5 separate regions of the Homo sapiens genome follow, and all the other regions are linked to region 4. A link is a loop called in an ENCODE intact Hi-C map of the cell type or tissue named here. Cell type or tissue: PC-3. All regions are shown on one strand. Region 1 has its middle 43 kb from the start of LINC00520. Region 2 has its middle 56 kb from the start of LINC00520. Region 3 has its middle 89 kb from the start of LINC00520. Region 4 has its middle 6.4 kb from the start of LINC00520. Region 5 has its middle 64 kb from the start of LINC00520.

What was found. Hi-C counts contacts between places; a loop is a spot of excess contacts. Peaks named below come from ENCODE experiments on the same cell type or tissue, not always from the same donor. Only the 100,000 strongest peaks of a DNase experiment are listed, where the experiment ranks them.
Region 1: a loop joins it to region 4, with 2.8 times the contacts of the local background. A loop is called at or near these places in 5 of 110 quality-filtered maps.
Region 2: a loop joins it to region 4, with 4 times the contacts of the local background. A loop is called at or near these places in 4 of 110 quality-filtered maps.
Region 3: a loop joins it to region 4, with 6 times the contacts of the local background. A loop is called at or near these places in 3 of 110 quality-filtered maps.
Region 5: a loop joins it to region 4, with 3 times the contacts of the local background. A loop is called at or near these places in 2 of 110 quality-filtered maps.

What each region holds. Positions count from the first base shown.
Region 1 is chr14:55,750,813-55,755,812 of GRCh38, forward strand. No RefSeq gene overlaps it. Among named protein-coding and RNA genes, the nearest start is that of LINC00520, 43 kb to the right of the region's middle. RefSeq lists enhancers at 1,659-2,274, 2,276-2,827, 2,828-3,378. In PC-3, no CTCF peak of the experiment used is centred here; DNase peaks (open chromatin) are centred at 2,399 and 3,849; H3K4me3 peaks cover 617 bases; H3K27ac peaks cover 1,042 bases.
Region 2 is chr14:55,738,161-55,743,160 of GRCh38, forward strand. No RefSeq gene overlaps it. Among named protein-coding and RNA genes, the nearest start is that of LINC00520, 56 kb to the right of the region's middle. In PC-3, no CTCF peak of the experiment used is centred here; no DNase peak of the experiment used is centred here.
Region 3 is chr14:55,704,679-55,709,678 of GRCh38, forward strand. No RefSeq gene overlaps it. Among named protein-coding and RNA genes, the nearest start is that of LINC00520, 89 kb to the right of the region's middle. In PC-3, a CTCF peak has its summit at 2,845 (motif pointing right); DNase peaks (open chromatin) are centred at 1,503 and 2,823.
Region 4 is chr14:55,800,599-55,805,598 of GRCh38, forward strand. No RefSeq gene overlaps it. Among named protein-coding and RNA genes, the nearest start is that of LINC00520, 6.4 kb to the left of the region's middle. RefSeq lists an enhancer at 2,857-4,056. In PC-3, a CTCF peak has its summit at 2,598; a DNase peak (open chromatin) is centred at 2,653; H3K27ac peaks cover 1,466 bases.
Region 5 is chr14:55,729,790-55,734,789 of GRCh38, forward strand. No RefSeq gene overlaps it. Among named protein-coding and RNA genes, the nearest start is that of LINC00520, 64 kb to the right of the region's middle. In PC-3, CTCF peaks have their summits at 2,303 (motif pointing right) and 2,520; a DNase peak (open chromatin) is centred at 2,292.

The DNA of each region.
Region 1 (5,000 bases), 50 kb before region 4:
AACATTTGAAATCCTCTCTTCTAGCTATTTTGAAATATACAAGACATTATTATTAACTGTAGTCACCGTGACATGCAGTAGATCACCAGTACTTATTCTGCTTGTCTGAAACTTTGTACCCATTGACTGATGTCTCCCCTTTCCCTGTTCAGCCCCCCTCCCACCCCAGCCTCTGGCAACCACCATTCTCCTCTCTACTTCTATGAGTCTGACTTCTTACGATTCCACATTTAAGTGAGATAATGCAAGATTTGTCTCTCTGTGCCTGGCTTATTTCACTTAACATAATGTCCTCTAGTTTCATCCATATTGTTGTAAATGACAGAATTCCCTGTTTTTTTTTTTTAAAGCTAAATAGTATTCTACTGTGTCTCTCTACCACACTGAATAATCCATTCATCTGTGGAGAGACTCTTAGGTTTGTTTCCACACCTTGGCTGTTGTGAATAGTGCTGCAGTGAACATGGGCGTGCAGATGTCCCTTTGGCATATTGATTTGTTTCCCAAAGGAATAATTTTTAAACATGTGTTGATCTTGTTTTGCCTTCTGAAACTACAGAGGATAATTCTTTTTCATTTGCATGATTTTCTTTTTCTTCTTCTTTTTTTTTTTTTTTGAGACAGTGTCTCGCTGCAATGTGATGCCCAGGCCGGAGTGCAATGGCGTGATCTTGGCTCACTGCAACCTCTGCTTCCCAGGTTCAAGCAATTCTCTTGCTTCAGCCTCCTAAGTAGCTGGGATTACAGGCACCTGCCACACGCCCTACTAATTTTTGTATTTTTAGTAGAGATGGGGTTTCACCATATTGGCCAGGCTGATCTCAAACTCCTGACCTCAAGTGATCCACCTCCCTCGGCCTCCCAAAGCGCTGGGATTACAGGCGTAAGCCTTGCGCCCAGCCATGATTTGGATTCTAATAAGAAAAGTGTGTTGTCACTCCTAAGTGTGTTTCCCAAAGTGTCTTCTGAAAATGCTACACTCCAGAGGATAAAAGTCACAATACCCACTTGTACCTTAAGGGCTCTGAGGAGTCCTGCAATAAATTGTTCCTAAAACTATCTTGAAGAATGTGACATCTTTTAATATCCCTGCAGTTCCTTGGCATGGATTTTGATTTGTTTGCTCTCTTTTCACCAACGTTCTTGATGTTGGCCACAAATACTACAGACATTGAAAATAAGTGTTTTTCTTTTTCACAAAAACATAATTTAATACTTTTTTTTTGGAAAGAAGTTAAAAAACTTCTTTTTCCACATCTTCCTCTTGCTCTTTTCAGAAGGGCATTTTCTACTGTCTGCACAATTGGAAAGAAACAAGAAGGGGACACAAAAAAAGCCTGCTCTCTCTGCACCTTTTTCTGCCCCTCATGTGGAAAACTCAGGTTTCTTAAATACCAGCTGCTCCCACCCCCAGCAGCTAGAGGTCATGGAGGAATTCCACATAGTACTAAGCTTGCTGCTCTTTCCCCATTACCACTGCCCTTGGAGAGTGGTTTTCCCACATTGTGAGCATAAAAAATTAAAACTCAAAAAGGCGGGCATCTTTTCACCAGAACCTTTTCCTCTGCACCCTCTTCTCAGTGCTCCTAAATCATCAGCTCTGGAGAGGAGTATCTGCTCCTTTCATAAAAGGAGCAACTGGGCTCCTCACCCAAGCCAGTAGTTTCATAAATACCATAAATTCAGTGTTTTCGTAAATACCATAATTTTTACTTTATATAGGTTGATGAAAAACTAGAATCGTTCATATTTAGAAGGACCCCATAAGTCAAGCAGGGCACAACTTGTCCATGCCAAACCCCCTTTGATAGCATTCTTGTCGTAACTGGTGGTCACAGCTATTGTCCAAGGACTTCCAGGGGGGAGTGTGGTGTCTGATGTTTTCACAGCAGAGCATGGCGGCTGGGTTCCAAGAGGGAATGTTCTAAACGTACCTTGAGAGAAAGCTCAGTTCCAGGATTTGAATGACAATGGCTGCTCCTCATTGTTTCTGCCCTGATCAAGGCGCTCCTTTTACAGGCAAACCATGTAATTAGGTTTGAGGGACAGTGCCTTGGGGAAGCACAGAGCCACAGGACCTCAGTGCTGGAAGGAGACCTGGAGATCACCAAGCCTAGACTTTCCCTTTTACAAATGAAACAGCTGCAGCCCAGAGAGGTGACGTGCTTTGACCCAAGCTGCAAAGCAGAGATGGCTTCTTCCTCTTGCTCCAAAGATATGATTCTTTACTTTCCTTTCTGCTGTTCTGTGGGTGGGGGTTATGGGGAGGAGGGGAGGGCATATGGTTTCACAAGTCTGATTTTTACCTTTCCCCCACTTGCAGCCAAGAAATGTATTGCTGTGCTTAAGATCTCTTTCATTCATTCGATAAACATTTATTAAGTGCTTACTGGGTGTCAGGCATTGTGCCAGGGCATTCTTTCACTGCGTTTGTTAAACAAACATGATTTATTTCTCTCTGAAGCTGGTACAATGAGGCCTCAGGCTAGTTGCTATATGCACAAAAGCATACCAGTTTGTATATTCTGCTTCCTGGCACCAGACACTTTGGCCCCAGTCACCAAAGAACCCCACTGGTGTTTCCAGCTCCTTGGTATCTCTTGAACCCAGACAGTCCATGTCTGAGGCCTCTGAATTAAAGCTTTACAGAGATGACCCACAGAATCTTTGTGTACCTGTCTCCTTGCAGAGGATAAGAGGTGGCCTCTTCCTTGAACACCCTGGTGGTAGTGTGGCCCAAGGGTGGCACACTTGTGCCAGCCCCCCCCTCCACAGTGCACGAGGCTTGGCTAAGCTAATTGGGGCTGTCTCTCAAATTCTTAAATTTGGCTTAAATTTGGTTGGGCGCGGCTCACACCTGTAATCCCAGCCCTTTGGGAGGCTGAGGTGGGTGAATTACTTGAACCGGGGAGTTTGAGACCAGCCTGGGCAACATGGCAAACCCCATCTCTACAAAAAATACAAAAACTAGCCAGGCGTAGTGGTGTGTGCCTGTGGTCCCAGCTACTAGGGAGGCTGAAGTGGGAGAATGGTTTAAGCCTGTGAGGCAGAGGTTGCAATAAGCTGAGAGTTTGCCACTGCACTCCAGCCGGGGTGAAAAATACATAAATAAATAAATCATACTTAAATTCAATAATTATTCACTAAGCACCTTCTATATGCCATTCTCAGGTCTAGGTACTTGTAGGTATCATTGAACAGAACAGGCCAAAATCTCTGCCCTTGTGGAATGCACCTAAGAACTGGCTGGCACCTCCCTGTGGATTCACTGGTAACTAAATCCAGAGAATAAATGACACATAAGACAGGCCCCAGAGGCTACTTACCAGGATGGAGTAAGGAAGTGATAATGAGGGCTTCCAGAGGAATAAACTTTTTCCACCGCCCAGGCTTTCTGGGCCCTGACTTTGCTGTGCTCTCAAGCAGCTATTGCCCATGTCTTTCCTTATAATTGAGAGCTCTGATCTCTGGACACTCCTGCAGCTATGGGCAGTGGAGGCTGTGCGAGGACCCTTACCTCCATCATTCAACCTGCAGAGAAGAGGGCTCTGTGGTGACTGGGGACAAGGTATCCAACTTATTTCTGCCATTGACCTGGTGGACAGAGTCTAGAAGGATGTTCCACTAACACTGTGGAACTCAGAAGTATTAAAACTCAGTATTTCCCTGCCCCATCAAGTCAGAAGACTGAAGAAGCAGCTGTTCCATTACAGCCAAGGTTTTCAAAGTGTGGTCCTTGGACCAGCAGCCTCAGCATCAACTGGTGTGTGTTACGTATTCTTGCTTAACAAGTTACTCTAAAACTTAGTGACTTAAACAACAAACATTTCTTCTCTCACAGTTTCTGTGGCTCAGGAATCTGGGCATGGCTTAGCTGGGAGCCTCAGGCTCAAGATGTCTCATGAGGTTGCTGTCAAGCTATCGGCAGGGGTGGAGATCTCATCTGAAGGCTTGACTCAGTTTGGGGAGGAGATCCACTTCCAAGTTCATGCATGTGGTTGTTGTTGGGCCTCAGTTTCTCATGGCATGAGCCTCTACATATGTCTGTCTTATAGCATGGCTTCCCACAGGGCAAGCGTTCAGAGAGGGTGAGAAAGCACATGAGATGGAAGCTACAGTCTTTGGAGAACATATGCTTAGAACTGACATTCCATTACTTCTGCCATATTCTATGCGTTAGAAGTAAGTAAGTTCAGTCTGCATCAGGGAAGGCTGATGTAGGAGTGCGGATGATTGCGTGCCTTATGCAAGAGGCTTATTTTAGAGCTGCCTACCATACCTGGAAACTTATTAGACATACAAATTGTTGGACCCCATTCCAGACCTACTGAATCAGAAACTCTGAGAGTGGGGCCCGGGAATGTGTGTTCTACACTCCTTCTGGGTGATTCTGATGCATGCTTAAGTTTGATAGCCATTGGCTTAGAGTAGGGGATTGGTGAACTTCATTTTAGGCACCAGGGGCCCCTACTATCTCTGCCTCAGCTACTCAGCTCTGCCACATAGAGGAAAAGTAGTTATGGACCATATGTAAATATTGGATATGGCTATGTTCTAATACGACTTTACAAAAAGAGGCAGTGGATGGGATTTGGGCCCCCAGGCTATAGTTTGTCCACCCATGCTTGAGAGTAGCAGGGACTTTTTATGTGATCAGCATTAGATGGTGTTACCTCCGTATTTTTTTTTCTTTTTAAATCAGGCAAAGCTGTTTTCTCTGTTTCCTTCCAGAATAGTCTGAGATAATTCTGACTCCCCAGCTCCTGAGAGATTACCAAGACTCAGAAAAAAGGATTGTGCATATGCTTGAGTTTTCTGACGTGTTTTTTTGTGGCTGCCAGTAAATCGCAAGCTCTTTGAGATAGTGTATGATGGAGGCTACGAATATGGGCTTTGGAGATAGACAGATGTGAGTTTGAAATCTGGTTCTACCGGCACTGTGAACATGGTGACTTAGCCTCTTTGTGCCTCAGTCTCGTCATCTGTAAAATAGAGCTGAT
Region 2 (5,000 bases), 62 kb before region 4:
GGATTATAGGCATAAGCCACTGTACCTGACCCAATCTTTTTTGCTAAAATATATCTTGCAGTGCCCATGAAAGAATATGTTCAGAATTCATCTCTAAAATGGATACTGGTTTTACCTTCATCCTACCAACAGAATGTATTGTGACTAGAGCTACCTCCCATCTCTTGGGGCAGCAAGTGGGGCCTAATAGCTTTATAAGATATAAACATAATTAAACATTAATGGCTAATATTATTGAGTAGTTACTGTGTGGCAGGCATTGTTGTAAGGGCTTTATGGTTTTTTTTTTTTTCTTGAGATGGAGTCTCCTTTCACCCAGGCTGGAGTGCTGTGGCGCGATCTCGGCTCACTGCAAGCTCCGCCTCCCGGGTTCATGCCATTCTCCTGCCTCACCCTCCCGAGTAGCTGGGACTACAGGTGCCCGCTACCACCCCTGGCTAATTTTGTTTTTGTATTTTTAGTAGAGACAAGGTTTCACTGTGTTAGCCAGGATGGTCTCGATCTCCTGACCTTGTGATCCGCCCGCCTCGGCCTCCCAAAGTGTTGGGATTACAGGCGTGAGCCAGCGCCCCCAGCCTTTATGGGTCTTAACTCATTTTCTCCTAATACAGTCTCCCACAGTGTAGCTACAGTTATGACTCCCATTTTCTGGAAGAGGAACCTGAGGCACAGGGTGGTTAGGTAATTTTCCCAGGGCACAAGGAGTAAGTAGTAGAGTCAGGATTTGAACCAAGCAGTCTGACTCAATAGACCATAAGCATAATGGCTATACTGTGTGTTGGCATAGCAGAGCATAACTTTTCTCCTACCTTACCAGAAAATGAGCACACTGGAAGCCTCTGTTTAAGCCTGGACTTTGGCTGTCCAATGTGGTGGCCCCATGTGGCTACTGAGCACTTGAAATGTGCCTAGTACAAATTGAGATGTGTGGTAGGAGTAAAATACATACTGGATTTTGAAGACAGCATGAGAGAAAGAATGCAAAAGATCACTTTTATAATTATTTCATATTGATTAAGTGCTGAAATGATAATATTTTAGATATGTTGAGATGAATAAACTATATCCTTATAATTAATTTCACTCTTTTTACTTTTTAAAATGTAGCTTCTAAAAAATTAAAAATTCCATGTATGACTTGTCTTTGTGGTCAGCATTTCTATTTGAACAGCGCTGGCCTTGGCAGTTTGCTCATTCATTTGTTCACTCATTCATTCAGCATGTGTTGGCAACCAATAGGTGCCAAAAGAAGCTAGACTCTGAGGATACAGCAGTTAACAAGACCAATTTGATTCTTGTTGTCAAGTAGCTCAATATTCCAGAAGGGTGGGTGGGAAAAGGAGGTCTTAAAGACCCTAAGAAATAATTATGTAAGTAGTTAATTAACATCATTATTAAGTGTTCAAAGAGGGAAGGGGGTAGCTAGGAGAGATTGTACTAAGGGCATCTAACCCCTGGGGGCCATTCAGTAAATGTTATCCATTCAATAAATATTTGTTGAGGGAATAAATGAATCTGGGGGATTAGAGGAGCTTTCCTGAGGAAATAACTTTCAGATAGAATTCTGCAGAGATGGGAGAGAGTCAGGTGAAATATTGGCAGCTTCTCCTGTGATCGCAGGCCCTGCTGTGTGGGTGGCTTTGTCTACTCTCCCTTTATATCACAGATAGTTGTCTCTGGTTGGGTTTGGGTCTGCCCATTTTGATGCGGTGGGTAGAGGCATGGGGAGTTGTGTTCCTTGGTATGAAGAAGGGTGGTCTCAGCCACTGGGGGCATCCTAGGGAGATGGGCAGGAGGGAGGTCACCTTCCCTTCCCTCCTCCAGCATCGCGCAGTGCCCAGCCCCTGGGGCCTCCCACAAGGAGGCTGTGTATTGCCTCCTTTCCCTTTCCTCCTGCTCCTACTAGGTTTGCCTCTGCAGCATTTTCCTTTGTTGCACAATCCATTTGACAGGTTTTTATTTTGTTGTTGTTTCTGCCCAGTGTAAATGAGATCTCCAGTAGGGAGAATGACTTTTAAATCTTTTGTGACCCTGGAGTACAAAATGTTCCCAATTCCTTCCCCTGAGCAATTTTTATTTCTGTGGCAAGTCACAATAGAGTGCTTATTTTTGTCAATAACAATTGGGCAGCAGGAGAGGTGGGAGAGGCTGGCCCCATGAAGCTGGGTGGCTGGAGTTTGCTGCTGGTAATGGTAACTAGCCTGAAGTGGGAGGGAGCTGGGAGCTGGAGCTGGGCTGGGGACAGAGGGCAGCTGTGGGCAGCTAGGGAGGAATGTGGGCACCCGCCCTTGGGCCCCTGTGCAGACCCCGGGGAGTTGATCTTGGATCAGCCTCCTCTGGATTTTTGCAGACACGATCCCAGGTTGCCAAGTTACCCAATGAGCCAGAAAGCAATAAAACCACCCTAACCCAGCTGGGGGTGGATTTTGCTTGGTTCAGAGCCTATCTCGCCTGGATCTTATATTGGACTTACACAAAGGGATTTACTCCAGGATGGGTAACTATTTTGGCAGGAAAATCAGGCACTGTGCCCTAAACATACTGGGACTTAATAAATATTTGTTAAGTCAGTGAATACAAATTTGCAGTAAGGAATACCATTTTCAGTTAATTCAGGGCAGTTGGGCTGCCCTGAATGAGGTCTCAGCTGGGCTGGTTGTCTCAGCAGTCTTTTCCTGATCTAAGATTCTGCAGTTCTCTGAAACTTGCCTGGTCAGGGACAGGCTTCTGACCTGGAGGTGGGTTACGGTCCAGGATTTGTGCCTACCTAGAGGTCACTGTTTCTTCCTTACAGCAGGGTGTCTCGACCTCGGCACTGTGGACATTTGGGGCTAGAGAACTCTTTGTGGCAGGGGCTGTCCTGTGCACTGTGGGAGGTTAAGCAGCATCCCCAGCCTCTACCTACGAGATCTAGTGGCACCTCCCTCCACGCTCCAAGTGGTGAGAAGCAAAGATGCCTCTCTGTCTTGCCCAGTGTGCCCTGGGAGATGGGGGCAGGGGACAAAATTGTCTGTGTCTGAGAACCACTGGTCTACAGGAGTAAAGGGAGACCGTGTGCGGATGATACCAGGAAGTACATAATTGCAGGCCGTTTCTGTGCGATATATATCATATGGCATGGAGGGTGTGTGGATTTATCTTCCCAAGCACTGTATTTAGCACACATTAAAACTGCCTGCTCTGTCTTAGTGCCCACTTGTTGGGGTGGGAGGCCTGGGGGAAGGAGGAGGGCTCCTGCAGCACAGCAAGGCCCAGGAGGTGGTTCACTGCACACGGACAATGCCCAGCACACTGCATCGTCCTCTGTCCACAGCTCCCTCCTCTATTCCTTGGGGATGGCAGCAGTTCTAGACACTGTATGTCCACTGAAATCACCTGGGAGGCTTTTCAGGACTTCGGTTTAATTGGTAGCAGCTAGCACCTGAGCATCTCTCCCTCTTTCTTTTTTCTTTTCCTTCCTTCCTTCCTTCCTTCCTTCCTTCCTTCCTTCCTTCCTTCCTTCCCTCCCTCCCTCCCTCCCTCCTTCCTTCCCTCCCTCCCTCCTTCCTTCCTTCTCTCTCTTTCTCTCCTTCTTTCTTTCTCTTCCTTTCTTTTTTTTTTTTTTTTTGACTGAATCTCACTCTGTCGCCCAGGTTGGACTGCATCTCAGCTCACTGCAACCTCCACCTCCTGGGTTTAAATGATTGTCCTGCCTCAGCCTCCTGAGTAGTTGAGACTACAGGTGTGCACCACCACGTCCCGCTAATTTTTGTATTTTTTGGTAGGGACAGGGTTTCACCATGTTGGCCAGGCTGGTCTCAAACTCCTGACCTCAAGTGATCCGCCTGCCTTGGGCTCCCAAAGTGTTGGGATTACAGGCGTGAGCCATCGCACCCGACCGCATCTATATTTTTTCTGAAGCCGCTCAGGTGACCCATCTGTGCAGCTGTCCCGCTGAGAGTCCCTGGTGTGACAAAGAGCCTGGGCTTTGCGATCGGGCACCCCTGGCTATAGTCCCAGCTGGCCAAACTTCTCTGAGGTTACTTGTTGATGAAACTGGGAATAATAATTGCTCCCTCCCAAGCTGTAGTGATAGGTGAAGGAGGTAATGTTTCAAGGAAGCTCTTATTGTGAGGTGCCTAATAAGTGCTTATTAATGCCCTTCTCCTTTCAGGCCGTCCTTCCCGTAGCCACATCCTTCCCTCCTGGTCTCATTCCCTCTGGCTCCGAGCTGGGTCTCCAGGCGCTCTTTTGGGATCTCCATGTGGCTGATGTGGGGTTGTCTCTCTTGACTCCCTGTGGAGCCTCTTCTGTTTTCTGCACCTGGAAAGAACCAGTTTCTGCACACTTTTGAGGCCCTAGGCCACAGCAGGGCTCAGAGGGATTTTCCAGGTACTTCTAGCAAAGCTGACCTGAGGGGCCAGCAGTGAGTGCCAGGGCAACACAGGAAACACATTCCTGGCTAGGGGTATGTCTCCATTTGTCCTACTATTTGTGTGTGTGTGTGTGTGTGTGTGTGTGTGTGAATAGGGAGTGTGTAGGTGGGGCAAAGTAAGCCTGGGTCACACTTAGTAAGCCTGGGTCACAGGGGTCAGCTGAAGGTGACACGAAGAGGAGAGGTTCTGTTCATTCTGTCACTCACTTATCCTTTTATTTTTTTTTTAAATGGCCCACTGCAGATGCAGGCCCCCGGAGTTAGAACAATGCTTTGGTTATGTTGAGTTAGGGAGTGATAAATATCCTTGAGAAGAATGCTCTTGTGTAGGCCTGTAGGTCTTGGGGCTACTGACCCAACACAGTGTTTAACCAGGGGCAACGGGTTCCTGTGGACATCTGGCCTGAGCCCGCAGTTAAACCTACCCCCTCACCACTTTATTGAGCAGAAATTCGTAGTCATGGGTGTATTCACATGGAGCCGAAGTAGCCCTGTAAATTAGCACAGAAGTTAAAACCTCACCCAATTATTTCCCTAGTTCATTCTCTTCCCTTGGATTGCAGTGCTTGTCAAATATAGGAAGTGA
Region 3 (5,000 bases), 96 kb before region 4:
ATTGTATATAATTATGATTGATAACTGTAATGATAGGAATATAGTAATAACAGTGGTGACCATGAATTGAATAATTGCAATGTTTCAGCTGCTGTGCTAAGTACTTTCAGGATATCATCTCATTAAACCTTCCACTAAATGAAGTAGATTCCATTTTTATCCCATTGTACAGATGAGAAAACTGAGACCCAGAGAGATTCATTGACTTGCCCAAGATCATACAGCTACTAAGTGGCTTAATCAAGGCGTCACCCAGGTAATGTGACACTAGAACCTCTATGCTCTTAACCTCATTCCCTAGAGTGAATGTGGTCATTCTTATCTGGTTCTTTGTGCTGGCTTCATAAAGTTAAAGAACCCTCTTCAGTTCTTGAATAAGGTAGCCCTCAACGGACAACTGCAGTCAAGATTTGGGTGTCCAGACTGGACTGAGGAGGTGCACAGCTTGCCTATTAAATGCTGCCTTAGCTAAGCTTGTCCCAGCCAGGTGAGCCATCTTTTCAGGTTCCCACTCACAGTAACATTTGCTGCTTCTTAGGATGTCAGCATTGTAATCACACCACCTTTAAGTAGACAGCCTTTGGTTCCAAATTCTTGTTCTGTTCCTCAAGCTGTGTAGCCATCAGCGAGTGGCCTAAACTTTTACAGCCCCAATCTTTGTACCTGTCCAGCAAGGATTCTAACACCTTCTCATAGATCATTGTGAGGACTATAGGATAAATGTGGGTCAAGCATCTTACACTGCCTGGCACGTAGACAGTACTCAATGAATGTTCATCTCCCAGCGCAAGAGCTGTATCTTCTTGGTCCTGTACATTTCACCCACCATCACCTAAGACTTGGAGACATCATTTTTTTCAATGTGCATGAATAGAATCCTTCAATCAGATATTGTTGAGTGCAAATATGGTGGTGCAAATACGATGCTAAGCACAGTGAATTAGGCCTCTGGTTCCCAAGTGTCCCTGGCTCCTGAGGTGGGGTCAGCATGGCAGGTCCCTGGTTTGTTACAGTTTTGTCCACCCTTGGTGTGGGCTCACAGGGAAGGCTGGAAGCTTTGAAGAAACTGACACTTGGATGGAGTCTGCTGTGTGCACTTTAGGGACTGGAGTATGAGTTCTCCAAGCTCATTGCAGAGAGGCATGCACGGGCTTGATTGTGTGGGCTGGTATCTCACATCCCAGGGCATAACTATTGAGAAAGACCTTCCTAGTATGCAGGAAAAAGAATTATAGACTTCTGCCACTTGGAGGTGGCAAGGATGGTGTTTTCTTCAGCAGTAGGAAGGAAGCATCAGGATAAAGAAGTTTCTGTAGTTCCTGAATACCATTTTACTTTCTCTCCTACTTATTATTTCATAAGGCCTAATGGGATGTGGCAGACTCTTGACTCCTCCATGAAGTGGAGACAGGCCAGCACCTGCGATGAGGGCTGCCTGGGTGACTTGTGGTTGTGTCAAAAGTGTTTGCTCAAGAATAAGCTGTTTGCTTTTCATCCTGACGTCTGCTAAGCCCAGGTGCTGGAGCTATTTTTGGTAGCTGACTTCAGGAATTACTTTTCGCTATCCCCAGGCAGATCTCATAAGCCCATAATTGCTGTGAACCTCTGTGTGTGTGTGTGTGCGCATGCACTCAGGTGCATGTGTGCTTCATAAGCTTGCTCACTGATAATAAGCCAGATTTAGAGTCTTAAAAAGCTCCCTATCTGATTTTTCCACACTTTCTTATGACCACTAGTTCCTCTTTAACCACCAGGGATAAAGTCTTTGAGGAAGAGAATTGTTCTGAGCAACGCCTGGTCTAATGTGCTCTTCTGATTGCACTTAGCTCCCAGGGTTCCTAGGCTGGACAGGCAGACTTTATAGCATCTGAAGGAGCATCTGGAAAGGACACCCTGCAATTTTGCACTTCTTGTCAGGCCAAGGTTCTTCTGCTTTAGAAATGAACCCTAAGACAGGTCATAAGCCAGGCCAAGGAGGGAAAAATAACTGGAAAATAAGGAAAATTGAGAAAGAGAAGTAGATTTTTTTTTTTTTTTTCTGAGACAGGGTCTTGCTCTGTCACCCAGGCTGTAGTGCAGTGGTGTGATCATGGTTCACTGCAGACTTGAACTCCTGGCCTTAAGCGATCCTCCTGCCTCAGCCTCCCAAAGCACTGGGATTACAGGCACAAGCTCCTGCATCTGGTTGAAAGTAGATTTAAGTAAAGTACATGTTTTTCAGTTAGATACAAGGAAGAATTGTCTCCCAGCAGGCTCAGAAATCATAAATGTGATCCTGAGGAAGTGAAAGACCACTCCTAAAAGATGCCATTAACAAGCAGCAGCAGCAGCAGCAGCAACAACAACCACCACCATGACATTTTAAAAGGTCTTACCTCACACCAGGCACAGTGCTCAAGCCAGTACTGAATGATTCATATAGTGGTTATTGTATCTCTATGATATATACAGTCTCAACCCCTTTTACACATATGGAAATGGAGGCTCATGGTTTAAGCCACTGGCTCGAAATCACAAAGGGGTGCATGGTGGCACCAGGCTACAAATGTAGGTCTGACTCCAAATCCCTAGGTAGTTTTCTGTCTCGGATTTTGATTAATAGGCTCCAAAGCAATGTCAGTGTGAGATGATTTGGAAGTGGAATCCATATTGTCTATTTTACAAAGTAGTTATCCAGATACATGAAATTACCTGTGTGAAAGCACTTTGAGGAGCATGCAGTACTGTTCAAGTATAAAAAGGCATCATCATCATCATCATCGTCATTGTCATCACCATCATCGCGGTCACTTAATTTCTCCAGCTCTGCCAATAGATTCTTATGGCATTTCACATATCCAATCACTAGGGGGAGGCAATAGACAATGCATATAAGCAAACTTAGTTTTGGAAGGAAAGTTTATTTTTCCTGTAAGTGATGCTCAGAGATTTAAAATAAATAAGCAAAGGTTTGTATTAGGGACTGGCAGCCATTCCCGTCAAGGTTTGATCTTGTGCTTTTGTTGAAGTGTTTCCCTGAGGGCATCTTCGTCTATCACAAATACTTATGAATAGTGGGTATTGCCCAACAAAGGCCTGACATCGACTTTTGTTTCATTGTTCCTGCTTCTTGCCTTCTTTCCCCACTGTGATTCTGCCTGTGATCATTTCTGCTTTCGTTGAGGTGCAGTTTTTCCTTTATTCTCCCCATTCCATTTGACTATGGACCGTGTTTGTTGGTCATCTGAGGCAGAGCCAGTAGGGCATGTTCCTGATCTCTCCTGTCCCTTAACGGTGCTGCCCTGGGGTACCTTTGGCTTCCATGGAATCTCTTCCTCAGTCTTGGGGTTCCTGAGGTGACCTTCTTGGCTCTCGTATGCAGACCATTCTGACTCTTCCTACATCATTCTCATCCACACTTTTCTTACTGTGGCGATGTTGACTTCTCTTTCCATCCTTCTGGAATTCCACATCTGCCTTCATTTCCTTTCTGCTAGGTGGAGAGGATGTTGGACTAGGAGTTCAGGTCCTGTGAGTACTACTTACTAGCTAGTTGGCCTTGAGACACAGGAGGACCCCACTGAGCCTTTGTTTCAGGGATCATTATAACTTCCATGTCTACTTCCCAGGCAAAGGACTATTTATTTTGTAGCCTAAATTAATCGGCCTAGGCTGTTCATGTAGAGTTATCTAAATAGTTCATCTTCTTTTCCATTTCATGTATTTCTGTGGGTCAGTCCCAAGGTTCTCATAAAGAAGCCCTCTCTGGTAGTGTCTGCACTGTTCCACCAGGTGCAAGTGATCTGCCAGCCAAAGTAGATTCTGCTGTGGCTTCCCTGGAAACCAAAGCTGTATGGGGTTGTGTCTTAGCTCATTAGGGCTGCTATAACTAATTACCATAGACTAGATGGTTTATAAACAACAGAAGTGTATTTCTCGCAGCTCGGAGGTCTAGAAGTCTGAGGTCAGGGTGCAGCATGGCCAGGTTCTGGCAAGGCCAGGCCCTCTCCTGGGTTGCAGGCTGCTCACTTCTCTTTGGGTCTTCACATGGGAGGAAGAGAGCAAGAGCGAGAGCGAGGACGAGAGGGACAACTCTCTGGATCCCTTTTATAAGGGCATTAATCCCATTCGTGATGGCTCCACCCACATGACCTATTTACCACCCAAAGGCCCCACCTCCTAATACCATCACATTGGGGATTAGGATTTCAGTGTATGAATTTTAGGGACACAAACATTCATTCCATAACAAGCTGTGCTGCCAAGGGGAAGTGCAGCTGTCTCCCCGGTGTGTTGCCTTCTGCTAGAAGGGTTCCAAAGCAGTGTTGCTTGAACCTCCATGAGCTAGAGTTCCCATTCCTCTCAGTTACCTCTCTCTCACCTACAGGGCTGGCTGGAGGTGGATTCCTGTAGTATCCCCCATACTTTCATTTTTAATAACTTCTATTCTCCTTTAACAACCAAGGACCAATCCATTGTGCCCAACTGTCTCTTTCCTTAGGATGAGTCCTACCTTCCTTCACCCTTCTGAAAATAGACTATTTGCCAGGCATGCCTTAATACTTTAAAGTCCATCAGGTGAAAAATCTTGAGTTCTTCCCAGGAGACTTTCCATGTATGTTTCCTGTTGTCAGGCCTGTCCCTGTGGCTCCTGAATATATCTAAGTCCCAGCGGTGGACAACAGAGAGCTCTGGCTGAAGACAAGAGTTCTGTTTTAGTTAAAAAGAGTTTCATTGTCATCAGAACTATCTTTCTCTTGTCTTGTCCTTTGTGGCTCTTCTTCCTTCTTCAGCATTTCAACCTTGATTTCTTTCTTTCATTTTAAATACCACCATAAGGTGTTTAAAACTGAAGGTGTGTCAAAATGACACAGGATTTGCTTCAAGGGGCTCCCCTGGACAAATTTCGGACAACCTGAGAATCAAAATTAGTAATAACAGTTATGAGTAATAACTCATTGCATTAAAAAAGAACCTATCCATCTATATTTATACTAAATAAAAGGGGAGGGGAGAAGGGA
Region 4 (5,000 bases):
TAAAACTAATGAAAGGGCCACCAAGTTAGGGGGATGAAAAGGGCTAGAATTACCAGCCATTATCCTGCAGCTCATAAGATTTGCAACTTCCCCAATTACTCTTGCAGATAACATCACTATTGTAGAACCTAGGACTGGCCTTTTGAGATGTCTTTTCAGGTTTTTGCATTTCTAACAATGGGACGGCCCCACCTGGACCTGCCAACCAGTCCTGTGGCCCCCACCCAGGAACTGACTCAGCCACAATAGGACAGCTTCAGTTCTTATGATTTCCTCTCTGACCCAGCCAATCAGCATGCCCCCTACCCTAGCCCCTTGCACACCAAATTATCTTTGAAAAAAACCCTAACCTATGAGCACTTGGGGAGATTGATTTGAGTAATAACTGTCTCCTCATGTCAATTGAACTCTTTCTTTACTGCAATGCCATGGTCTTGGTAAGTTGATTTTGTTTGTGCAGCAGGCAGGAAGAACCCATCGGGTGGTTATAGCTTGCTTAGGTGAGCACTGTGCAGAGGAGCATGAGTCATCAGCTATCCCCAAGATATTCACAGCTCTGTTCAAATGTGAAGATTGGCAACTTCATACTTTTCTTTTGATGATGTTCCAAAAGCCATTTGGTGGGCTTTAATATTTGTGCCCAAGATAGTCATTCAGATGAAACCTCCTTTGCAAAAATTGTAACAGTGAGAAAATTAAGACAGTGAAAGAGACCTGACCTAACTGACTCCATCTTGCCTTTAAACTCCAAGCTGCCTTTGTTTATTCCCGGGGTAGGCCAAGCTAACTTTGAAAGGAATTTAGTTTATAGTTTAACTTTGAAACAAAGATGATAACAGCCTCTCCCCAAACAAACTCTCTCCTTGCTTGGTGTATTAGTCTGTTTTCACAATGCTATAAAGATACTACCTGAGACTGGGTAATTTATAAAGGAAAGCAGTTTAATTGACTCACAGTTCTGCATGGCTGGAGAGGCCTCAGGAAACTTACAATCATGGCAAAAGGGGAAAGCAGGCATGTCTTACATGGCGGCAGGTGGGAGAGTGAAAAGCCCAGGGGAAACTGCAATTTATAAAACCATGAGATCTTGTGAGAACTCCCTGTCATGAGAACAGCAAAGAGGAAACCACCCCCATGATCCAATTACCTCCCACCAGGTCTCTCCCTCAACACCTGGGGATTACAATACAAGATGAGATTTGGGTGGGGACTCGAAGCCTAACCATATCACTTGGAGACCAGGTTGCCTTTGTAAAACCAACAATTAGTGACAAGATTAGAGATTATGGTTCAGGAGTCTTGTAGCTACAGGCCACAAGATCACTAATCACCCCAGTTGCTCCTATAGATGGCATCACTATCATAAAGATTGGTGTTTGAGATATTTTTCAGACTCTGTATTCTGATGGATCAGCTGGTGCCACCCAGACCAGTAAACTGGCTCATCTCATGGTCCCCACCTGGGAACAAACTCAGTGCAAGAGGACAGCTTTGACTCCCTGTGATTCCATCCCTGACCTGACCAATCAGTATTCCCCATTCCCTAGGCCCCTGCCTGCCAAACTATCTTTTAAAAATCCTAGCCTCTAAATTTTCATGGAGGCTGAATAAAACTGCAATCTTCTGTTCAGCCAGCTCTGTATGAATTAAACTCTTTCTCTTTAGCAATTCCCCTGTCTTGATAAATTCACTCTGTCTAATCAGAAGCAAGATGAACCCATCAAGCTGTTACACAGCCTTCCACAAAAGACAATGGATTAATGCTACCAACTATTTCCAGGCAGCTCAGCCAGTGAGGGCTAAAAACATTGAAGATTTCTGTGTTGAAAATCCCCTCTTCCTATCTCACTCTCTATTGCCTCTCTGTAGCTTCTTTTTCCTTTTATTGTTGTCCTTGATATTTCACCAATGTGAACTTGGTAGGGAGTATGGCCCTCAGATGACAAACCAGATCCCAGACATTAGACCCTCCTAGAGTTAACACTGACCAGAGGTGTCTAATTGCCAGGATGGGGATATGCCTTGGAGCCAATTTTCTTCTACATGATTGGGGTGAGAAATTGAATGGCTCCCACAGGGCTCTAGGAATGTGGGTTTGGCTGCAAGAACTCCAAGTAGCCTGATATTATGGAGTCTTCACTGAACAAATGCATTTTCTGCACTAGTCAGGATGAAAAAATATCGATTCTTATGCAGACAAACAAGATCGAAATATTCAATTGTGTTTATTTTCTCTGAGTGACAATCCATCTATCTTTTAGTATTTCCCTTACTAGGAAAGTTTAATGTGGAAAAATACTAGAGCTCATTCAGGAACGGCAAATAGATAACATTTCACATGTGATCTCTAATAGATTGGTTGTGCCTGTCTGGAGAGTTATGCTAAGCAGAATTCTGACACTGCATCTACTTTTTGCATGAAAAACAGTCACAGTTGATTAGTAATGTCTGCCCTGGGTGCAGGAGTCAGAGCAGTAGACATGTTTACCACATTCACTCATTCATTCAGTCACCAAATATTGAGTGCCTATATTGCATGCAAGGGACTCTTCTAGGGGCTATGGCACAGTTGTAGTTGCTGAGGTTCTGTTCTAGGTAGAGGGCAGTGTTCTAAAAGCTGACTGTATTTACTATTCCTAAGTGACTCATCAATTTACAAGTCTTGATAGGTCAAATGATTCATCCAAGGCCACAAAATCAGTAAGAGTCAACAGGAACACAGGACTCTGACTTCCTTGTTGTCTACCTTGTGACCCTCTCACCATCACCTGGGTGAACTGTTTATCAGCAATTTTTATTCTAAAGCTGTAGTTGCAGAAAACTTCTTGACCTACTCCCATCTTTTTGTTCAATGGTGGACCTTCAATGTGGGCTGTAGCCTGGGAATAAGGAGACGTTTCTTCCTTCTTGGAACCTTCCATGCAGAATCACCTGCCGTTTTCAAGAATGTAACAGAGGCAGCAAAGCATGTGGAAAATTCCTCTTTGTTGGCAAAGACCAATGTGACATTTAGTTGAATGAGGATATTATTGAAAGGCCCTATAGGGGTTAACAGTGCCTGCGGGGAGTGGGAGCTTCATGGATCAAGGTATCACATGGTAGTTGGGTGAGTTTTTCCATGTCTGAATTCCAGGAAATTTTCCCTGATATGGTTCTGTTGTTCAAAGTAAGCCTGTTCTGCCCAGGGCTTTTGAAAGTAGGCGTGTCTAGATGGGTGGTGGAAGGGCACCTGGGGGGAGAGATTATATTTTCTCAGTAGAATCCAGTTTATTCCACCAGTTCCTGAGCTCCCCACTGCACACCCATACTTTGGGGAAGGGTGTGTGTGCCTCCCTGCTGGGCTTTTCATCTGAACTTCAAAGCACTGCAAAACAGACTACTCTGTCTCTTTTCCTGCCTGGTCTCCATGGAAAAATGGTGAGATCTGACCTCCTCCCAGTGTCTGAACTTCCTACTCAAAGCTTTGGAGGCCCTGGATTAAGATTCCAGGAAGGGCAAAACCCAAGCCACAAGTGGGGAAGGCTTTGTTTCATGCACATGAATCATTCTTTCAAAGAAATCATGAAGAGGCTCATTTATGTAACTGTGTCTATTTAAGGATTTTTCGAGAGGGTTTCTAGGAAGTTAACAAAAATCTGAGATATTCTAAAACACCTCTACCCATGGGGCACTGTTCTAACAAGCTCACTATCTGTCATTAGATGTAGCAGGAGTTGTTGGCGCCCGGCCCAAGTCCCCTTAGTCTATGGTGGACATCATTCATAGACAGCTCCTGTACAGGCACAATGGCTTCCTCGGCTCCCTGGATGAGAATATTCTCTGGCTGTGCTTCCTGGGAACAGACTTGAAGTGCTGGGGAATCAATACTCCAGGAGCCTCGCTCAGCCAATAAGGGACACAGTGATCAATTCTGAGATGTGTGCTGCACAGTCCCTAAGAGGGTCCCAGTAGGACTGAGTCCTGGCTGTCTGCAATTGCAAGTTTCTCATTTATACTCCTTAATTGGCTCGCTTCCCTTCCCTATCTCAACTTCCAGCTCAGTCATTGTGCATTCTGGTCACCTCCACAGAAACACTTGCACCTAAATCCTGGTCTCAGGGTTGGTTTATGGAGGAACCTAAACTAAGACCTGACAAACCTCTATGTCTTCTGCAGGGCCAAGCTGCCAAGAACTTCTTGAGGTCTGCAGTCTTCTCCTCTCTCTCTTGTTAGGTAGATGGATGTTTGCCCAGCCGGGATTTACCTTTTCCAGGGCAGGAGGCATCACAATGTGGACAAAGTAAGATCCACAACTTGATGGAGATACCAGACTGACCCAGAGAGACTGCATCATTACTAAGCCCAGCACCTGCCTGGGTGGTAATAAAGAGGGAGAGCTCAGTGTCAGTGGCCGTGAGATGACCCCCACCTGGTCATTGACACACCAGGTGGTGAGTGTGGATCAGCGTTTAAGAACATCCACATGATCCTGATGGGGGGCTAAAAGCAACTGGCTGGTTTGGGAAGACGAGTAGCTGGCAGTGCCCACTCTGTTGGGGACTGTGGGCAGAGGGAAGGTATGATCAAGAGATAGTCTCTGCTCTAGAGGAGCACAGGGTCTCTTTTCCTTGTGAAAATCAGTCTCTTTATTCCCTTTGAGTAGCTACATAAACCATCTCCTAGTGAATGCCAAATCCTCAGGCAAAATGGCCTTGTGTGCCTGGTGCAGGACATATTAACCATGTCATGGGTTTGAATCCATATTGGACCATGGTTACAACCAAAGCCAACTGACCTTCCTCCTCTTCCTGTCATAGCTGAGGTTGAATCATGTGACTTATCGGACATCTTTGTCTGCCCTACTTTTAGGTGACACAGCTAGGAAGAACAGTCACTCGTCCCCAGCCCAGCTGGAGGGCTGAGCCACGTGTCTATAGAGTATCAGTGACCTTCAGCCCCTGCTGCTTGTAACAAGTGTAGGGCCAGGTTCAGTTGTGTGGTATTGGCAGGGAAGGGGGAGA
Region 5 (5,000 bases), 71 kb before region 4:
TCTTTAAGGATGAAGAACATTTTAGGCAGAGAAGGGAAAGAAGGCAAGTACAGACTTACAAAGAATTTTAGTTCTTGGCTTAGGGCAGCATTTCCCAAAGTGTGTTCCATAGAACACTAGTCCCCAGAGTGGCTCCTCGAAGGGATGGTTCTGCAGTAAGTCACCATCTAGGGGTCATGATGATGATTAGCTCATTAAAATGTTGACAAGACTTACAGTAAAATGCTATTAACTTTTTAACTCAATGTTTATTATATTTTTTGTCACAAAAACCTTCTTTGATGGAATATCTATTAGTATAGAATACACTCTGCAAAACATAAACCCAAGGTGATCAACCGCTTCATTCTACAGCTGGCAAAATGGGGCACAGGCAGGCTAAGGGTCACACCATTGGATTATAAGCTGAAAGAAGTCAGGGACCATGTTTCTCTCCAGCAACTTTTTTTTTTTTATTATTAAGGAATTAACCTAGTACATGGCACTAGACTGTTAGGGATGAAGAATTGATGAATTAATGAAAAACTAATCTAGAAGAGAACTCAGATATCTCAACTTTCGGGCCTATGTTTTTATTAATATATACCTTTCAGCCAATGGGAAGACATTCTCCCCACAAGGGTTATGTACAGCCTTTTCCCTTTGAGGTAGTGTTGCCTGATAAAATTTAGGGTGCACGCAATATTTGGACATATTTATACCCCAAAATTATTCATTATCTATCTGCTGTTCAAATTTAACTGGCATTCCATATTTTTATTTGCAACATTTGGCAACCCTACTCTTGGGGAAACAGTATGGAAATCTTTCTACCTGCTAATGTTACTTGTTAATCACCTTAAAAAGCCATTTATAAACAGACTTGTATTTTGCTTTCCAGTATATCACAGGGTCAATCCTTTTAAGTGGGTCTAAGAAGATAAACTGATTATGTTCACCTTAGTTTCTTTCAAGTTCCTGCTGAGAGAAAAAGCTTTTGTGTAAACAGGGAAGTGACAAAGCATTTGTTTCATCAGCCTGCACCCTAGCACATGTGAGAGGGTGCCAGTAAATTCTTCCAGCCTGGGCAGCCCTTTATAATCCACAGGAGAAGCACAGACTGAGATAGTAAGAGATATGTGAAGGAACAGGGAAGACAATTTCCTAAGTAATGAGGCTGTTTAGACCTTGCAGAGGAAGGACACTGCTATTATACACCCTAAGCCAGGTCTGTGTTTCCAAAAGGTGATACTCTTAGCCACAATTTTTTGAGTTTGGACCAGATGATTCCTTCATTTTGTGCAGTGCAGACCTGGATATAGATAATAAATTGTAATGCCCTTAAAAGCTTTCTTGTTCCCCATCCATCTTTGTCCTGCCTCACAAAGATGTACTGAGACCTCTCACAAACCATCCATTGTGACTTTGCCAGGGGATCCTGATCTTAAGACAATTAAACAATTAAAAAAGATCAGTTAAAAAAAAATCCTTCTTCTCTGCTCCTTATGCTGTTGGCTGCTTAAGCTGTTTGCTTTCATCCTCAGCTCTTGTGTGAATTATACATGTTTTTGTAAACTCAAACTTAAAACCCAGTATGTCTTTAGATAGCTTTTTGCACTGCACCCTTTAATGTGGGTTATTTTTCACATGCACTGGGGTGATTTTGCTTGTGCATAGAAGGGCGGTGGCTTGCTTCAAGTATCGGTTAATTGCACTTACATTCATTGGTTTGTTCCTGTTACAAACAGAAAAGAAAAAAGAAAAAAAACAAAACCCAACCAAACCAACCAAAGAAACACAAAACATTATGTACCAGGAACTGTGTGTAAGGCCCAGGTGAAACAGAGATACATAAAGCACAGTCCTTAAGGAATGGAAACGTTAAACAAATACTTACAATTCAATGTGATAAGTCAGTAGAGGTGACATTAGTACAGAGGTGCTGCACAGAGGGGCAGAAGGAATAACTCCACCTGTGGGAGACGGAGGGGGAATAAAGAGCTGCACAGGGATTTATGAGCTGAATCCTGAGGCATAAATAGGCATTTTCTCACTGCACAGATTGCAGATGGGAACTCATGCAAAGGCAAGGAAATATGAAGCTGTGTAATTTGTGTTCAGTGAGAGACTTCCACAGGTTAAAGATGGCCCACTGGGACCCAGAAAGAAAACAGCATAACTCCTTTTCTGTATTTATTTTTATGTAAAAAATCTTTACTAATATTTAGTATATGATTTACAGTTGGGCATATGTAATTTATCAGTTAAGTATAGCTGTGTGGTGAGTTGCATGCTCAAAAATGCTTTACCAAAAGGGGGCGCCCATGATCAAACTAATTTGGCTACTACTGCTGGAGTGGCAGAATTGGGGGTCCAATTCAGGCCGGCAACAGTGCCAAAGGAGTCCAGATAATTATGTTTCTTGTAGTCCAGGGTATCTCAAAGTATGGTCCACATATATGTACCTACAATGCTTGCTAAAGAAAAGTGAATTCCCAGGCCTATCCCACATCAATAAAATCAGTATTTCTCAGGAAGAGGGTCTGGGAATTTGTGTGTTTGACAAATTCACCAGGTGATGCTTATGGTCTTAGTCTGCTCAGGCTGCCATAACAAAGTACCACAGACTGGGTGGCATAAACAACAGACATCTATTTTTTCAGTTCTGGAAGCTGAAAGTCCAAGATCAAGGTTCCTGCAAGGCTCAGTTCCTGGTGGGGGCTCTCCTCTGGCTGGCAGATGGCCACCTTCTCGCTGTGTCCTCATATATTGGGGAGAGAAGCTCTACCCAGACTGGAGTTCAGTGGTGCAATCTCAGCTCACTGCAACCTCTGCTTCCCAGGTTCAGGCGATTCTCATGCCTCAGCCTCTGGAGTAGTTGGGATTACAGGCACATGCCACCACGCTTGGCTAATTTTTGTATTTTTTGTGGAGACAGAGTTTCACCATGTTGGCCAGGCTGGTTTCAAACTCCTGACCTCAAGTGATCTGCCTTCCTTGACCTCCCAAAGAGTTGGGATTATAGACCTGAGCCACGGCTCCTGGCCTCTTCCTCTTCTTATAAGGACACAAGTTCTATTGGATCAGGGCCCCACCCTTATGATTCATTTAACTTTAATCCCCTCCTTAAAGGCCTTATCTCCGAAACAATCACATGGGGGAATTTAGAGCATCAATATGTGAATTTGAGGGGGGCAGGGCAGGACACAATTCAGTCCATAGCACTTATGTTCACTGAAGTTTGAGGACCACTGCTCTAGTCTAACCAACAAAGAAACAGTAAAACCCGTGATAGCTTCTGATGGTAAGCTCCTTTGTTTCTGAGTCTGCACCGAGAGGATGAGCTAGAGAAACATGGGATTTCCAGCTCCCTGCCTTGCCTTTCAGACCAGCATTGTCCACTAGAAACATAATGGTAGCCACAAATGTGAGCCACATGTGTAATTTAAAGTTTTCTATCAGCCACAATGGAAAAATGTTTAATGAGACTGTGACATCAGTAAGAAACAGGTGAAATTACTTTTTAATAAGTAGTTAATCTATTATATCCAAAATATTATCATTTCAACATAAAATCAACATAAAAGATTATGAGTAAGATATTTTACATTTTTTGTATGAAATCTTTGAAATTCTGTGTCATATTTTATACTTCTATTTTAGCACAGCTTAATGTAAACTAGCGAGATCTCAAACACTTAGTGGCCACATGTGGCTACTGGCTACTGTGTTGGACAGGCAGTGCTAGACTATCCCAAGCTAGACTATTCTGCTTTGAAGAAGCAAAACAGACCAGGTGTGTTGTGTAACATGCTGTATAAGTACCGTTGTTTCTAAGAAAGGCTTTATGATTATGATTAGTCCTGAAACGTTTTTGTTAACATGACTCTCCTCTAACCAGAAGTTTAAGATGTCAAGTTTAAGCAGAGAACAGAAGCTGACGGCTCATCCTAGCAGCTGAAGAAATTGTCACCGTTCAATGTTCTCTTTACCATTTACATAAGAAATCACAAGCTGCCAGCCAGGGCTGGCTGATGCCTGAGCCATGCTGACTTGATGATGGTTTTCCCTTAAATTAAAACTGAGCTGCATTTGATTTATCACCCAGAGCTGTCACTTCTCACCTCCAGTGAACCTTTCCTAAAACCACAATAAATGTCACTTCAAAGGTTCAGAACTGGATTTCAATGGTGAAGAGCATATTCATCCTAAAACAGGCTCCTTGAAACAAAACAGGGTTTGCCATCAGTGTTGGGAATGGGGAGAGGATATGGAGACACTCCCCTGAATTTTGTATAATGAAGAAAGCATTTGGCTGATCATGAACTTTACCCATATCCACAAGATCAAGTTTGGGATCCCCAGGGGCAAAGGGTGTGTTATTGGTGCTGAGCTCCGTCTTGGGAGCCACTAGAGCCCAAGAGCTTCTAGTTACTTTTGAGACAAGAAATTCTTGTTTAGTTGGAGGAACTTGGGGGCATTTGGTTAGAGAAGAGAAAGTTTGGTGAAGAGGGCATGACACATCACCCTCATGTATTTGAGAGCTTCTTGGAAGAAGAATTAGACCCATTCTACATAGTCAACAGGGCAGAATTAGAACATATCTTTAGTTCAAGATAAATAAGACATTTTTAATGAGATTGTGACATCAGTAATAAGACACAGACATCAGATTGTGCTTCCGTATGGAAATATTTGTTGAGTACCTACTTTGGGTCAAGCACTGTTATTTATATTATTTTAATGAAATTTCATAACATTTCTGTAAGGTAGGCATTATTAGCTCTTTTTCATAGATGATGAAATTGAGGCTCAAGGATGTTAAGCACCTCCCAGAATAGGTGCTTTGAGTTGGAGGGAGGTCTCCCAGTCACTGAGCCTGTTGAAGCAGAGGGTGCAACACCATCTGTATGAGCTGGGAGGTGTCAGCCATCTTGATAAGCTAATAACTGCTACTCTTTACTTGTGCTTGTTTTGTGATAAAAGATATTACAAATTTTGATTTATGTATTAAAGTGACA